Linked DNA regions of Homo sapiens: region 2 is linked to region 1. A link is a loop called in an ENCODE intact Hi-C map of the cell type or tissue named here. Cell type or tissue: heart left ventricle. All regions are shown on one strand. Links, peaks and the distances in the headings refer to the core of each region. The heading gives the core; the rest is flanking DNA. Region 1 overlaps SOS2 (SOS Ras/Rho guanine nucleotide exchange factor 2). Region 2 overlaps L2HGDH (L-2-hydroxyglutarate dehydrogenase).

Region 1 (8,345 bases), core at 1-8,000:
TTCACCCAGCCTCAACAGTTACCAACTCATGGCCAATTTTTATTTTCTCTAACCCTACTCATGCCATCCCGTCACTTCCTAGGTTATTCTGAAACAAATCCGAGACATCGTATTTCATTCATATTTAAGCACCTTTAAAACACTCTTTAAAGTAATAACCACAACACCATTATCACACATAAAACTGACAACTTCTTAATACATTGTTATCTTGAAGTATTTTGTCACTGTTCACATTTCTCTCTCTGATTATTTTCCTTTTTTTTTTTTTTTGAGACAGGGTCTTGCTCTGTGGCCCAGGTTGGAGTGCAGTGGCGCAATCTCAACTTATTGCAACTTCCATGTTGCGGGCTCAAGTGATCCTCCCACCTCAGCCTCCCAAGTAGCTGGGACTGCACATATCACCACGCCTGGCTAATTTTTGTATTTTTTTTGAAATGGAGTCCCACTTTGTCACCCAGGCTGGAGAATAATGGCGTGATCTCGGCTCACTGCAACCTCCACCTCCCGGGTTCAAGCGATTCTCCTGCCTCAGCCTCCTGAGTAGCTAGGATTATAGGTGCACACTACCATGCTTGGCTAATTTTGTTGTATTTTTAGTACAGACAGGGTTTCACCATGTTGGCCAGGCTGGTCTCGAACTCCTGACCTCGTGATCTGCCTGCCTTGGCCTCTCAAAGTGCTGGGATTACAGGCGTGAGCCACCGCGCCTGGCCTAATTTTTGTATTTTTAGTAGAAATAGGGTTTATCCATGTTGCCCAAGCTGGTCTTGAACTCCTGGGCTCAAGTGATCTGCCTGCCTTGGCCTCCCAAAGTGTTGGGATTACAGGCATGAGCCACTGTGCCTGGCCATATTTTCTTATATTTAGTTTGAAAAGGGATCTGAACAAGATTGCACATATTGCACTGAGTCAATGTGTCTCAAGTCTCCTTTAATCTACAGGTTACTGCTTTATTGCATATTTTTGCTTGCACTTTGTGGAAGAAATTGTCATTTGCCATGTTTTTCTGTCCTCTATATTTTCTGTAAAGCAGAGATATAGTGACTTGGTCTGATTCAGGATTAATTTTATGACACAAATACTTGCCAAGAATACTTCTAACAGGAGGCATATAATGTCTAGTTAACTTTTTGTGATAGTACCCATCCAGTCATGATAATTCCCTAGGTTTATTATTTTACTAGGACCTGAGAAATGTGATATTCTACCATTCCTTCTTCACTTACTAGCTGAAATACTTCCACAAAAATAAACTTTTCCTCATGAACTATTTGGTTATTCTGAAGTATAACTAGTATAGAAAAGAACTTTGGACATTAACATAACCATTTACTTAATTTATTCTAATGTGTGTGTGTATTTTAGAAGCTTCTTAGATTGTGTCTAATCCAGTATTCTCATTTAGAATATAAATTTTTGTTTTTTGTTTATTTTGAGACAGGGTCTCACTCTGCCCAGGCTTGTGTGCAGTGTTGCAATTTCGGGTCACTGCAGCCTCGAGCTCTGGGCTTAAAAGTGATCGCTTCACCTCAGCCTCCCGAGTAGCTGGGACTACAGGCACATGCCACCATGCTTGGCTAATTTTCATATTTTTTGTAGAGACTGGGTTTTGCCATTTTGCCCAGACTGGTCTCAAACTTCTGGGCTCAAGCAATCAGCCCGCCTCTGCCTCCCAAAGTGCTGGGATATTCTAGGTGTGAGCCATTGCACTGGCCTAGAATACAACTTGAAAATGTAGTATTATGACAATTTCAAGGCACACATAAAAATGTATCATAAACATCTCAAAGTAGAAACAAAGGAATAACATTCTTAACTTTAAATAATATTCCCCTTAAAGAACAAGTAGAACACGAAATAAGTTACACTTGTTATAGTATTTGTAATGCCCTATAATGTCAGATAAAACATAAATGTTCTTGATTCAATAATATACATTTGATGACACATTTGTTTAAATGTTCATGGCCTAGGGTTTCATTTCTTGGGCTATGATTCTGAAACTTAAAATAGAAAACTCCTCTCTTTCAGATTTCAGAAATATACCAAAAACATTTCCAGAAGATGTAAATATTATAAGAAAGCTGTTAATCATTAAAAGAATAAGATTAAAGAAAGAAAACATAAAATTACACATATTTTTATTCAGTTGAAGAAATGGCAACCTTGCAATGAGATAAAATTAAATAGCTTAAATTTATTAAAAAGAACTTTCGACTTCTTTAAAAGAAATATTCTCCTCAAAAACTTGAAAAGGCAAAGTTCTGAGACCTCAGATGATTGGTCTAAACATATGTGAGTTTCTTGCTGTCTATAAAAAACATTCCAAATGTTATTTCAGCTTTTTAAAAATGAAAAATGCTGGCCAGGCATGGTGGCTCATGCCTGTAATCCCAGCACTTTGGGAAGCTGAGGCAGGTGGATCATCTGAGGTCAGGAGTTCAAGACACCAGGCTGGTCTTGTGGTGAATGTGGTGAAATACCATCTCTACTAAAAATACAAAAATTAGCCAGGCGTGATGTCATGTGCCTGTAGTCCCAGCTACTTGGGAGGCTGAGGCAGAAGAATCACTTGAACCTGGGAGGCGGAGGTTGCAGTGAGCTGAGATGGCACCACTGCACTCCAGCCTGGACAACAAAGCAAAGCTCTGTTTCAAAAAAAAAAAAGAGAGAGAAATGTTTTAGTTTCTTAAAGTCACACAAATTTGAACATAAACTCATGTTCAATATAAGATTCAATCAAACCTTTATATAATATACCTCTTACACTTGAAATGAAGGATTCTAGTCTTTCAAGCAATTCCAAGTCTCTTTCAAAGTCATAAAAATGATGTTCAACCCAATGCCGAAATACATTTAAGATCCTGATAAAATGGAAAGAAACACATTTTAGTGAAACATAAGTGTTCAATTACACTTCTTCCTTCTCTAATGCCACGATAATAGCTTTACATACAAGGGTCAACATAATACTCAAAGACTCTCTAATCTGTATTTAATTAATACTTTAAATGCTTCAATGACAAGAGGAGAGTAGGTCTCCAAACGGTGTATTATTTATTAATAAAATGTATACTTTTAAAATATTTATAAGCATAAAAATAGTGGTTTCTGTGCTTCCCATTTATGTTAAGGAAAAGTACCCTTTATTCATATGTAGAAAACTTATGCTCTATATTACAAAAGCTATTTTAAGTTCATAAAAAGCATTTTTAAGATTTAAATTTTGGTACTTTTTCACTTAAAATGGAAAACCAACTAAGATGTACTGTATCTGGTTCTAAATGCAAGTGCTATCATCAAATTTCTTTCTTTTTTTTGAGATGGAATTTTGCTCTTGTTGCCCAGGCTGGAGTGCAATGGTGCGATCTCAGCTCACTACAACCTCCAACTCCCAGGTTCAAGTGACTCTCCTACTTCAGCCTCCCAAGTAGCTGGGATTATAGACGCCCGCCACCATGCTGGGCTAATTTTTGTACTTTTAGTAGAGACGACGTTTTACCATGTTGGCCAGGCTGGTCTCGAACTCCTGATCTCAGGTGATCCGCCCACCTCAGCCTCCCAAAGTGCTGGGATTATAGGCGTGAGCCACTGCACCCAGCCTATCATCAAATTTCTATGTAATCTACACATATACTACAGTCTCTTATTTCATTTCAAAAGACAAAAATAGAACTGTTTTGTTTTACAGTATCACAAAAATGATTACCTATAACCTTGCAAAGAGAGATTTAATCAACTATGCAAATGGAAAGGAAAGGAAAGACAAGGGGAGAGGGAAGAGGAGGGAAATGGAAGAGGAAGAAGGGAAAAGGAAAGGGAAGGAAGGAAACTAGTAGGCAAGCCATGGAAAGAAAATATTTGCAAAATGTTTATCTGACAAAGGACTGGCATTCAGTCCTACCCAATTTACTCCTACAACTCAGTAATAAAGAGACAAGTATCTCAACAAAAATTAGAGGATTTGAACAGATTCTCCACAAAATAAGTATGAATGAAATACCACTACATCCAGCAGTATGGCTAAGGCACAAAGACTGACATTACTAAACACTGGTGAGAATATGAAGCAACTTGAACATTGTTGGTGAGAATGTTTTGGAAGTTTTGGCAGTTTCTTTCAAAACTAAACATACACATACCTTCTGACCCAGCCACTCCACTCTGAGTTGTTTACCCAAGAAAAGTGAAAAATATTCACAGTAAGACAGGTAAGATAAAGTTCATAGCGGCTTTATTCATAATAATAAAAAACGAGAAAAAGCCCATGTATCTTTCAATGGGAAAAATGAATAAACTGGTATATTCATATAATAAAACACAACCTCGCAATAAAATAAGCCATTGATACAAATTCAAAAGCATGTTGAGTGAAAGAAGACACAAAATTGAGTTTTTAAGAATGCATTTATTAAGACTCTAAAACAGGTAAAACTAATCTATGGAGGGAGAAATTGGAACACTGCCTTTGGGCAGTGGGAACAAAAACTGATGAGAAGGAACATAAGGGAACTTTCTGGGGTGTAGTAACATTTGATATCTTGAAAGGCGTTTGGATTATGGAGATACATGTATTTGTTAAAACTCAACAAAAGTACACTTAAGATGTGTGTATCTTCTGTCTTCAGTGGCAGCAAGAAAAAAATGTATTTAATTATATGCACATTTTAGAACAAAAGAAAAACAAACACTGAACTGTTAATGACATACAAGTTGAAGTATTTAAGGAGTGTACTTCAAAATTCATACAAAAAAATGAACTGATAGATGAATGATAAATGAACACATAAATGAATAGATATGAATAGATGAATACATATCTAGGTGGTGGGTTTATGGGTGTTCATTGTAAAATTCTCAGTTTTGCTGTATGTTAAAATTTTTCATAATAAAATGTTAGAAAAATTACTACCACCCATTTTACTAGAAATCTTTCAATATTTATATAAACAGGTTTAATAACTTGGCTTGGATTTCACAGTTTTCCACTCCATCCAATTCCATACAGGTAATCTCATCTACTACTTGCAATACAATGCCTACATTCCTCTCAGGTCAATGTCCTTATCTGTGTCCTCAGCACACCATTCTCATTTCTGCCTTCTTGTCTTTGTTCATACTATTTCTCATGACCCTGAATACCTACAGTCACCTTTCTACCTATCTAAAGCCTATACATCCTTTAGGGGCAGTCTCAGATTTTACCTTCTCCAAGATGCCTTCCCTAATTACTCTGGCCTAATCTTTGCTATTCCTGAAATTGTATAGGGATGTATTTTTCTAAGTCACTTAAGCACTCCAAGTAGAACAATATATAACTGTTTCATGTGTCTTTTTCCCCCAGTAAAGTCCCCAAGAAAGCCACAATATCATGACAGTCTATGTTATTTTTGTACTTAGCATAGTTATAAGTACAGGACTGAGAACACAGCAAATGCTTAGAAATACATAAAGAGCTTATATGACTGAGAAACGAAGATTATACTCCCACCCCCTACCCCACCCAATAGCAACCTCATAAATGTATGTGTCATATCAAGGGATTTAATGTGATTGTAGATAAGTACAAATGCATCACAGCTAGTAGAAAAGAATTACTTATTTATTGCTGATACATAAATAATCTCATCTTCTTATACAAAGAATGACGTTAAAAGTTTTAGTGAAAGACATATAGCTGGGAGCACTATCATTCTTCTAAAACTGCATTTGTTTGTGGCAATTATCCTGGGAAATAAATAACTAATATACTCAGTTCCAAAATTACAATTTATTGGTCAACAGTAATCAAGGAAACTTGAAATTTAGAGAGAAAAAAAATTTAAATTACATATAATTAATAAGATAACTTGGTTTCCAATGGAAGGAGGAAGATAATACTTTGGTTACTTGGACAGTAAAGAGGGCTAAGAGAAGGCGCTTCCAATTTTCAATGCTTAGTGGTACGTACACACACACACACACACACACACGCAAAGAAAGTCAGACATGAGTCTGAATCTTGTCCTGCCACTCCCTTTACATAACTTAGCTCAAATTACTTCACCTTGCTAGGTTTCAATTTCCTTATATATAAAGTAGGAATAGTAATCATGTTGTAAGAATGAGATAAAAAAGATAAAGCATTTAGGGTAATCCCCGGCACACAGTAGTATTTATTAACTGGAAGCTTCTACAATCAAACACATTTTTAGAAATTATTGCAATTAAACTAACAAATGTCTATATATTTTGTGAGAGATAAGTGGGAAAAGGGCTAGAACTTCCACAAATATTATAAATTGTAAAAAAAGCCAGGATTACTGTATGATCGCAAAGGGAAATGAAGGAAAAAAGTGTGAAAAAAGGTTGACAGCAGGAAAGCTCACATGAAATTTTATAATTTTTACTTACAATAAAAAATAGGTATCCTGATACGTAAGCATAACATATCACATGCCAGAGATATGTGATGCAAACATAGGATATTTAAATATTTGAATTTCTTCAGGGTATTTAAGAATAGCTTCACTGAGAAAGAACTCTTTTAGTTTAACTTAACTGCTGTGAAGTTAAAAATATTCCCTATATTTGAATTAAAAGCTGAGAGCTTTTGTGTTAACTATATATTGAAAACTGACACATAAAATGTGTGTGTGTGTGTATATATATGTGTATATATATATATATAAAAAATATTCAAGCCAAACCTAAGTTGTACTGGTTGGACATATTCCTTGCGAAATCTTTTAAGGTCTGCACTGATTGGCTGCTCGCCTTTCTCTATTGCCAATTTGTCTGCGTCAGTAGGTTCTGGCTCTGGAATTTCAAACCTAAGAAGAAAAGCAAAAGGAGAAAAATCCGTTCATACATAATGAAAATACAAGGAGGAAAACAGCAAGCAACCTTCTTTCCTACCACTTCCACGAAAAGTGGATTACTGTTAAACTTCCCTTGAGGTATGATATACTACAAAAAACTGTCCTTTGGCTATACAAAACTGACGTTTTGTATTCTTACTTTTATAAAAACTAAAGTTTTGTCTTTTAGCACTGATAATACAGAAAAGGTCCAGGGAAAAGAGCCAAGGAAAGAATTCATAAGGAATTTAAAGAACATGACAGAAATTGCTTATCTAACAATGTCTTTAATATTTATATTATTAAAATGAAAGTAGGCTAATAAATTTATTTAAATGAGTACAAATTCAAAGAGAGGGCCAAAACCGAATATTTAACAATATTTAAATAATTTACCTAAGTGGATAAGATAAAGATAAAAAACCTTGCTCAAACATAGGAAATACAGCTAAACTATAAGTCTAACGTGTGCTTTCCTTATTCTGGACATGGAAACAACTAAGTAGATCCTCATAGCACATTACACTGACTCAGTCTGGTAAATTTAGTTTGATAAAACAACATAGTGATAGAGATCTAGAATTATATCTTGATAATACAGTTAATAAGCTTTGGTATAATAATAAGTTTTAGTAAGTTTTAAAACGTAAAACTAAAAATCATTCTGGAGTCCAGATTCTACATTTTAAACTATAAAACATTTAAAATGCCACTATAATACTAGGTAAAACAAATTCAACCCAACACTAATTTTTAAAAGTTAATCATAATAAAGGAATTGCTGATTTTTTAGGTTTAATAATGATATCTGATTATTAAAAATGATCCCGTATTTTCTAGAGATACATAGAAAAATATTTATAGATGAATTATGTTGTCTAGGATCTACTTCAAAATAATCATGGGGTGGGGTGTTTAAATTTGTAGGGAAACAGATGAAACAATGAGTTGATAATTACTGAAGGTGGTTGATGAATAAATGGGTTTATTATATTCTTGTATCTGCTCTTGTATGTGTTTTGAAAGTTTTCATAACAAGTTTGTTTTAAAAGTGGAAAGTATTTGGCAAAGTAGTCTACGGTCCAAAAAAAAAAATAGTGGTAAGTAGAAAAGTCTCTTTTAAGAAAATATCATTTTATTACACAGAACAATATTCATTAAAATATAGTGCTTTCATCCTCTAAATTAGTCTTTCTGATTACCACTTGAAATATTTCTAAGAGCTGAAAAGATCTGTGTTTATAAACAGATTTTAGGGAGTACTCCATTTGAAGAGAATAGTAATACTGCCAATTTAATGCCAAATAAAATATGTTCAATAATTAACTTGAGTATTTATTAGGTACTAGGCACTTTACAAAATACAGTTAATTTTTCACAAAATGTCAATATAACTGAAATACATATTTTTCTTACCGTTCAATCAGTAAGCTCAGCAATTCCTGTGGTTTACAAAATGAACGATATGTGGTAAGAAAAGTACGAACAAAATTGGGATCTGAA
Region 2 (8,345 bases), core at 346-8,345, 110 kb after region 1:
GTCTTATTTTATTTTATTTTTGAGACGGAGTCTCACTCTGTCACTCAGGCTGGGGTACAATGGTGTCATCTCAGCTCACTGCAACCTCTGCCTCGCAGGTTCAAGTGATTCTCCTGCCTCAGCCTCCCAAGTAGCTGGGATTACAGGTGCCCACCACAGCTAGTTTTTGTATTTTTAGTAAAGACGGGGTTTTGCCATGTTGGCTAGGCTGATCTTAAACTCCTAACCTCAGGTAATCCACCCTCCATGGCCTGGCAAAGTGCTGGGATTACAGGCATGAGCCACTGTGCCCAACCCCATGTCTTTTAATTTCTATGGATACATCTTTATCTTGCAGTATTGCTTTCTAAATTCTTCTGAGTTACCTTCCAATTTGATAATTTCCTCTTAAGGTAGGTCTAACCAGCTGTCTAACCTAGTCATCTGAGGTTTTTCCTTTAATTTTTTTTTTTTTTGAGACAGGGTCTTGCTCTGTTGCCCAGGCTGGAGGGCAGTGGTGTAATCACAGCTCACTGCAGCCTTGACCTCTTAGGCTCAAGCCATCCTCCCTCCTCGGCCTCCAGAGTAGCTGGGACTACAGGTGTGTACCACCATACCTGGTTAATTTTTAAAACTTTTTGTAGAGACAGGATCTTACTATGTTGCCTAGGCTGGTCTTGAACTCCTGGACCCAAACAATCCTCCCACGTTGGCCTCCCAAAGTTCTGGGATTACAGAAGTGGGCCACCAAGCCTAGCCTGAGTTTTAAAATTTAAAAACTATATTTTTATTTCCAGAAATTCTCATTAGGTGGTTTCCAACTAATTTGCCTAGTTCTTTTTTCTTTGGTTTTTTTTTTTCATGTTTTCATTACCTTGTTTTTGATTAATTGAAGCATATTTACTTTACAGTTTCTATTATTACTATTACCCATAGTTGTTGGAAGTCTAATTCTGCCACTTATTTTATCTGCTGACTCTCACTTATGGTGGTTTGTAACTTCTGATTGTGAGTTTCTGTTCAGTACGACTTTATCTGTGGGAATCATCTGGGAGGGGTTGGATTCAGGGTGTGTCCCTCTGCAGTGGTTTTACATTTGCTTCTATTACTATCCTGAGAGCACTTTTTTTTAAATGGAAAATTTTAAACACGTCAAAAAGTTAAAAAAAAAAAAAAAAGAAAAAGAAAGAAAACCAACAGTATAATGAACTCCCATGTATGTATTATCCAGTTGCAACAATTATACACACACAGCCAATCTTGTTTCATCTATGTACCAATCCAACACCAATGTCTCTCCACTGGGTTATTTTATTTTTTTTAGAGACAGGCCTCACTCTGTCACCCAGGCTGGAGTGCAGTGGCACAATCACAACTTACTGCAGCCCTGACCTCCCAGATTCAAGCAATCCTCCCTTCTCAGCCTCCTGAATAGCTGGGACCACAGGTGGACACCACTACACCCAGCTAATTGTTTTTTAAAAATATTTTTTTAGAGACAAGGTCTCACTATATTGCCCAGGCTGGCCTCAAACTCTTGGGCCCAAGCAATTCTCCCATCTCAGTCTCCCAAAGTGCTGGGATTATAGGTGTCAGCCACCACGCCCAGTCTTATTTTTTGAGACAGGGTCTTGCTCTGTCACCCAGGCTGGAGTGCACTGGCATGATCATAGCTCACTATAGCCTTTAACTCCTGGGCTCAAGCAATCCTCCTGCCTCAGCTTCCAGAGTAGGTGGGACTACAGGAACATGCCACCACACCCAGCTAGTTTTTAAATTTTTGGTATAGATGGGGTCTTGCTATATTGTCCAGGCTGGTTTGGAACTCCTAGCCTCAAGAATCCTCCTGATTCAGCCTCCCAAAGTGCTAGGATTGCAGGCGTGAGCCCATGGTGCCTGACCTATTTATTTTAGTATTTTATAATTTTTTATTTAATTTTATTTATTTTTGAGACAGGGTCTCACTGTTGTCCAGACTGGAGTGCAGTGGTGTTATCATGGCTCACTGCTGCCTCGACCACTAGGCTCAAGCAATTCTCTTGCCCCAGCCTCCTGAGTAGTTGGGACTACAGGCATATGCGCACCACCACGCCAGGCTCTTTTTTTTTTTTTTTTTTTTAATTTTTACTAGAGACAAGGTCTCATATTGCCCAGAATGGTCTTGAACTCCTCAGGTCAAACAATCCTGCCTCAGCCACCCAAAGTGCTAGGATTAAAGGCAGGAGCCACTGAGCCCAACCATATTTTATTATTTTTTAGACATGTTGTCTTGCTAAGCTGGATTAAAACTCCTGGGCTCAGGCAATCCTCCTACCTCAGCCTCCCAAGTAGCTAGGACTATATGCATGAGCCACAACACCCCCACTGAATTATTTTAAAGCAAATCCCAGATGGCATACCACTTCACTTCAATGTGTATTTGTTTTCTTTTCTTTCTGTTTTTTTTCTTTTTCGGTTTTTTTTTTTTTTTTTTCAGAAATGGGGTCTCACTATGTCACCTGGGCTGATCTCACTATGTTGCCAAGGCTGCCCAAGCAATCCACCCACCTCGGCCTCTCAAAGTGCTGAGATTACAGGCATGAGCCACCCCGCCCGGCCTCAATGTGTATTTCTTTTAAAAAGATTCTTAAAAATTATCCAGGTGCAGTGGCTCACACCTGTAATCTCAGCACTTTGGGAGGCCAAGGCGGGTAGATCACTTGAGGTCAGGAGTCCAGACCAGCATGGCCAACATAGTAAAATCCCATCTCTACTAAAAATAGGGAAAAAAAAATCAGCCAGCCATGGTGGCACATGCCTGTAATCCCAGCTACTCAGGAGGCTGAGGCAGGAGAGTCACCTGAACCCGGGAAGCAGAGGTTGCAGTGAGCTGAGACTGCGCCACTGCACTCCAGCCTGGGAGACAGAGCGAGACTCTTAAAAAAAAAATTCTTAAAAATAATTATAAACCAATAATTGCTTAGTGTCAGTAGTCATTTTGTGGTCAAATTATCTGATTTTTAGTCTCTCTAATTTACTTGAATTAGAGGGGGTGGGGAGGGGAGGGAGGGAGAAAGAAGGAGAGAGAAGAAGACAGAGAGAGAGAGAGAGAGAGAGAGAGATTGATTGAAGCAGGATCCAAAAATGTCTGGCTCTACTTTTTCAGTTAATTTGTTAGCTTACAGTTCCTAAACCAAGCTGGTGGTATACGTTCAAAATCTAAGCACTTTGAGGGATTCTAGATTTTGGGGAAGATTCCTCCCACTCCCCATCCCCAAGACCAAGATAGACAAAGTTCCTTAATACTTCCCAGTGCCAAGGGGAATATTTTTTTTCCAGACTTCCTTTCTTCTGAGGGTATAGCCTTTCAAGAGCCCCTAGGGGGCCTTACATTAGAGTCTGAGTTCCAACTTTCTACCTTGTATAGACCCAAGATTTCTTTTTCAGCACTTGAGTGGCAATTAAAATACAAGTCCCTAATGTCCTATATCTTGTTCTGACTGGTGGATATGGTTTGTACAATTATCGAAATTTACTAAGCATTTAAGATCTACATATTTTATACGTTGAGTCACACATAAATTACAAATATAACTCAAGCCCCTCAGTTATTAAAATTAGCAAACCATCCCCACCTCTCCAAGTCAGCATCAGCACCAACTCCTTTTAGTATGAATTTTAATTTTCTTTCTGTTTTTTGCTCTGGGATGCCCCTTACTTTCCCTTACTCTCAGCTATATGTATTTCAAGGATGTTTATCATATTTCCTCCAGACTCTTATTACTATTTTGTAGTGTGAAGGTTACCAAATTCTCTACACTAGTGGTTCTCAACCAAAGGAGATTTTGCCCCCTACAGGACATCTGGCAATGTCGACATATTTTTGGTTGCCACAATTAGGAGAATGAGTAGAGGCTGGGGATGCTGTTAAACATTCTACAATGGCTGGGCACGGTAGCTCACACCTGTAATCCTAGCACTTTGGGAGGCCAAGGCGGGTGGATTACCTGAGGTCAGGACTTTGAGACCAGCCAGGCCAACATGGTGAAACCCCATCTCTACTAAAAATACAAAAAATTAGCCGGGTGTGGTGGCAGGCGCCTGTAATCCCAGCTGCTCAGAAGGCTAAGTCAGGAGAATCGCTTGAACCCGGGAGGCAGAGGTTGCAGTGAGCCGAGATGGCACCACTGCACTACAGCCCAGGTAACACTGTGAGACTCCGTCTAAAAAAAAAAAAAATTATACAATGAACTGGACACTCCTCCACAATAAATAATTATTTGGCTCAATATGTCAATAGCATCAAGACTGAGAAACCCTAATCTAGATCACCATAAGCCATTACAACTTTATTGTAGAAATGTTTGAGTTTTGCACCTTTGTGTTTCACACACTCTAGTTATCACTTGCTATGAAAACATCTTGCCTGAAAGTTTACTCTAGAATTCCCCACAGAAGACATTTTCCAAATTGAAAATGGGGAAATTGTGACATATATGTCTTCGTCTTTTACATCTTTACAGTGCTAACAGATACAAACTGCTGTTAGATTAACATGTCAAAATTAATCACAGAACAAATTTTTAAAGTTTAGAGCTATATATATATTTGAGACAGGGTCTTGTTCTCTCCACCAGGCTGGAGGACAGTAGTGCAATAATGGCTAACTGTAGCTTCAGCATCCTGGGCTCAAGGGATCTTGCCACTTAAGCCTCTCTAGTAGCTACAACTATAGGCGTGCACCACCTGCCCAGCTAATTAAAAAAAAAAAATTGTAGAGATGGCATCTCACTATATTGCCCAGGCTGGTCTCAAACTCCTGGGCTCAAGCGATCCTCCCACCTCAGCCTCCCAAAGCACTAGGATTACAGGCATGAGCCACTGTGCCTGGCCTAGAGCTAACATTAAGAGTCTTAGAGACCATCATTTAACAATGAGAAGTTTATCTAATGCAAATATTTAACAGATTGTAACTTTATATTCCAATCTCATGTTCACCAGTAAATTATTGCCCAAAATGCTCTGGCTAAGCAATGAGAAGTCAACCTGGGTGCCCTTCAGTGGTTAATGAAATTTAAGGACACCATCCTGGGAAACACACCCCACTGAAAGTGTTGCTTCAACTATATTTTACTATTTACTAATGCCTGATGTGCTTTCACTGCAATACTAAGGGCATTTATGGTTTAGTATACTGGTTGCAAGACAAAGGAGACAAGGCAGGACTTAGGCTTCAAGCTGTGGAAAAGTCTATTGATCTTGGCCAGGCGCATTGGCTCACCCCTGTAATCCCAGCACTTTGGGAGGCCAAGGCAGGAGGATCATGAGGTCAGGAGATTGAGACCATCCTGGCTCTCTATGAAACCCTGTCTCTATTAAAAATACAAAAATTAGCTGGGCATGGTGGCACGTGCCTGTAATCCCAGCTACTCGGGAGGCTGAGGCAGGAGAATCGCCTGAACCAGGGAGTCGGAGGTTGTAGTAAGCCGACATTGTACCACTGCACTCCAGCCTAGCAACAGACCGAGACTCTGTCTCAAAAAAAAAAAAAAAAAGTCTATTGATCTTATTTTTATTATTTAATATTTCAGGCTATCACAAGGAAGAGAGACTAACACAATGAATACCCATTTTTTTATCTAACAGCTTAAGAAACAAAGCATTACCGATATGATAGAAGCCTCTGTAGAACTCTCAAGATCCCATTCTCTTCCCTCACCAGAGGTAACCACTCTCCTGAATTAGGTGTTTATCACTCCCCTGCTCATTTTTATTTTCATACTACATGTATAATCCGTAAGCAATATATGGTTTTGCTATACTTGTTTTAAAACTTATACAAATGGTATCAAACGTATCTTCCCCCGAGAAACCCAAAAACATATCTTCTACAGCTTCCTTTTTGTTATTAATAATTTCCTGCACTTAATAACTATAGGAATCAAGAGACGAAGCAAATGGAATTGCTGAATTAGTTAGCTTTTCTCTCTTTAAAGAGGAACTCATCTGTGATTGGGTTGAATTTGTCCCCAAATGCACCTGCCTGCAGTGCTGTGCCCTTTTCTACTACATGCCAATGAAATTGGTAACAGAAATTCACACCCTTACACCCAGAGACAGGAGAGTTCACTAATAACCACAAGCCCGAAGTCCAGTTCTACCATATGAAATCCAGTGGTCTAAAAAGTTTTCCTCAGGCTTCTATAAAGGGTGGTAACTGAATACAGGCAGTGAATTCACTGCAACTATTTTTATACAGAATTCACTATGCTCACCTCGTTTGTTTTCCAAGGAATATCAATAGCAGTAATAGAAACCAGATTTGACCAGTCTATTTTCAGATATAAAACATCACAAGTTTGCTAAAGCAGATCACTGAAAACATAAAAGCCCTTACTTATAAGTGAGTGAAAGAAAATAATGGCTAGATATTTTTATCCCTTCTATTTCAGAAGGTGAGTAGAGGAGTGAAAGAGATAAGAGGAAAAACGTTAGCTGAGTTTTAATCTTCTAAGGATTCAAACATGCTGGTCTCAGAATGATACATTACAGTCAGATTTAAACGAGGACGCTCCCCTAAGAGAGACAGCTGACATGATTATTGCTCTCTACACAGATACACAGTCAAGCCTGCTGACATTTTTTACCAGGCTAGTTCAGCAGCTGTTGCAGAGAAAGCAGATATCTAGTGCTAAGAAAATTCATGGAGGGATGGATTGTAAATGGAGGGTGAGAGTACCTCAAAGTACACTGCTGATTAGGCCTAACGAATGGCTTGCTCAGGAAAAAAGGTGAACACTAAAAACATTACCAAAGAGGGGAAAAAAATAGGTTTGGGTGGTATTAAGAATAATCTACAGATCAAGTCTAGAAAGCCTTTTATCTTTTTTTTTTTTTTTTGTGAGACGGAGTTTTGCTCTTGTTGCCCAGGCTGGAGTGCAATGGTGTGATCTTGCCTCACTGCAACCTCTGCCTCCCAGGTTCAAGCCATTCTCCTGCTTCTGCCTCCCAAATAGCTGGGATTACAGGCATGTGCCACCATGCCTGGCTAATTTTGTATTTTTAATAGAGACAAGGTTTCTCCATTTTGGTCAGGCTGGTCTCGAACTCCTGACCTCAGGTGATCCACCCGCCTCAGCCTCCCAAGTGCTGGGATTGCAGGTGTGAGCCGCCGTGCCAGTCTTTTATCTTTAAGAATAAAAGATGTGGCTGGGTGCAGTGGCTCACGCCTGTAATCCCAGCACTTTGGGAGGCTGAGGCGTGTGGATCGCCTGAGGTCGGGAGTTTGAGACCCGCCTGGCTAACAGGAGAAACCCTGTCTCTACTAAAAATACAAAATTAGCCGGGCGTGGTGGCACATGCCTGTAATCCCAGCTACTCAGGAGGCTGAGGCAGGGGAATTGCTTGAACCCAGGAGGCAGAGGTTGCAGCGAGCTGAGATGGTGCCATTGCACTCCAGCCTGGACAAGAAGAGCGAAACTCCATTTCAGAAAAAATATAAAAATAAAAGATGCAAGTTGTCCTTACTTTGCCCCACACCCCTGTAGCAAGGACTCTGATTGTTACCACACTGCTTTCCACTTCTATCCTGAAAGTAGAGTCCCTGAGTGCAGTAAGGTCCAAGAAAGAACAAAAGAAGTAGAGAAGAAGCAAGGTGAGATGCCAGGTCTAGGAGTGTGTTTCTAACAGGTTTTAATGGAGCTGGAGGCTATCATCCTTAGCAAACTAACACAAGAACAGAAAACCAAATACCACATGTTCTCACTTATAAGTGGGAGCTAAATGATGAGAACACATGAACACAAAGAAGGAAACAACAGACACTGCAGTCTACTTAAGTGGGGAGGGAGGGAGGAAGGAGAGAAGCAGAAAAGATAACTATTGGGTACTGGGCTTAATATGTGGGTGATAAAATAATATGTACAATAAACCCCATGACATGTGTTTACCTATGTAGAAACCTTCACATGTACCCCAAACCTAAAAGGTTTTTTTTAAGTTTTAAGAATCAATCAAAATATAATGTTTTAATGTGCTTATTACCTAATTAGTTAACATAGTGATCAATAATCTTATACAAAATTAAGGCCAAAAGGCTTTGGAATCACAAGACTAACTGGCCAGAGAGATTTTTAAAAATTCAGGCAAGTTGTTTTTATCAGGAGTGATAGTTAGACAAAAAGGCTAAGGTAGCATCACAATAAAGCTGTCATAGAGATTTCAGATTAGAGCTGTAAGGCAGTCTAGATAATTATAAATGGACCAGCACTAAGGGCCATGATGTAGCAATGCCCAATAAATGCACTGCAAAGGGAATTCAACAACATGTTGGGAAAGAAAGCAAACAAAAATTCAGTGCATATGCAGACTGACTCTGAAATGGTACT

Evidence for each region. Peaks named below come from ENCODE experiments on the same cell type or tissue, not always from the same donor. Only the 100,000 strongest peaks of a DNase experiment are listed, where the experiment ranks them.
Region 2: it touches region 1 in a loop (2.4-fold over the local background); 4 of 110 quality-filtered maps call a loop at or near these places.

The regions. Positions count from the first base shown.
Region 1 is chr14:50,150,307-50,158,651 of GRCh38, forward strand. SOS2 (SOS Ras/Rho guanine nucleotide exchange factor 2) reads right to left here. Exons shown (of 23, transcript NM_006939.4): 11 at 8,259-8,340; 12 at 6,693-6,815; 13 at 2,764-2,867. Among named protein-coding and RNA genes, the nearest start is that of VCPKMT, 38 kb to the left of the region's middle. In heart left ventricle, for the core only: no CTCF peak of the experiment used is centred there; no DNase peak of the experiment used is centred there.
Region 2 is chr14:50,256,933-50,265,277 of GRCh38, forward strand. The region is part of intron 9 of L2HGDH (L-2-hydroxyglutarate dehydrogenase); the gene reads right to left. Among named protein-coding and RNA genes, the nearest start is that of SOS2, 30 kb to the left of the region's middle. In heart left ventricle, for the core only: a CTCF peak has its summit at 3,813 (motif pointing left); no DNase peak of the experiment used is centred there.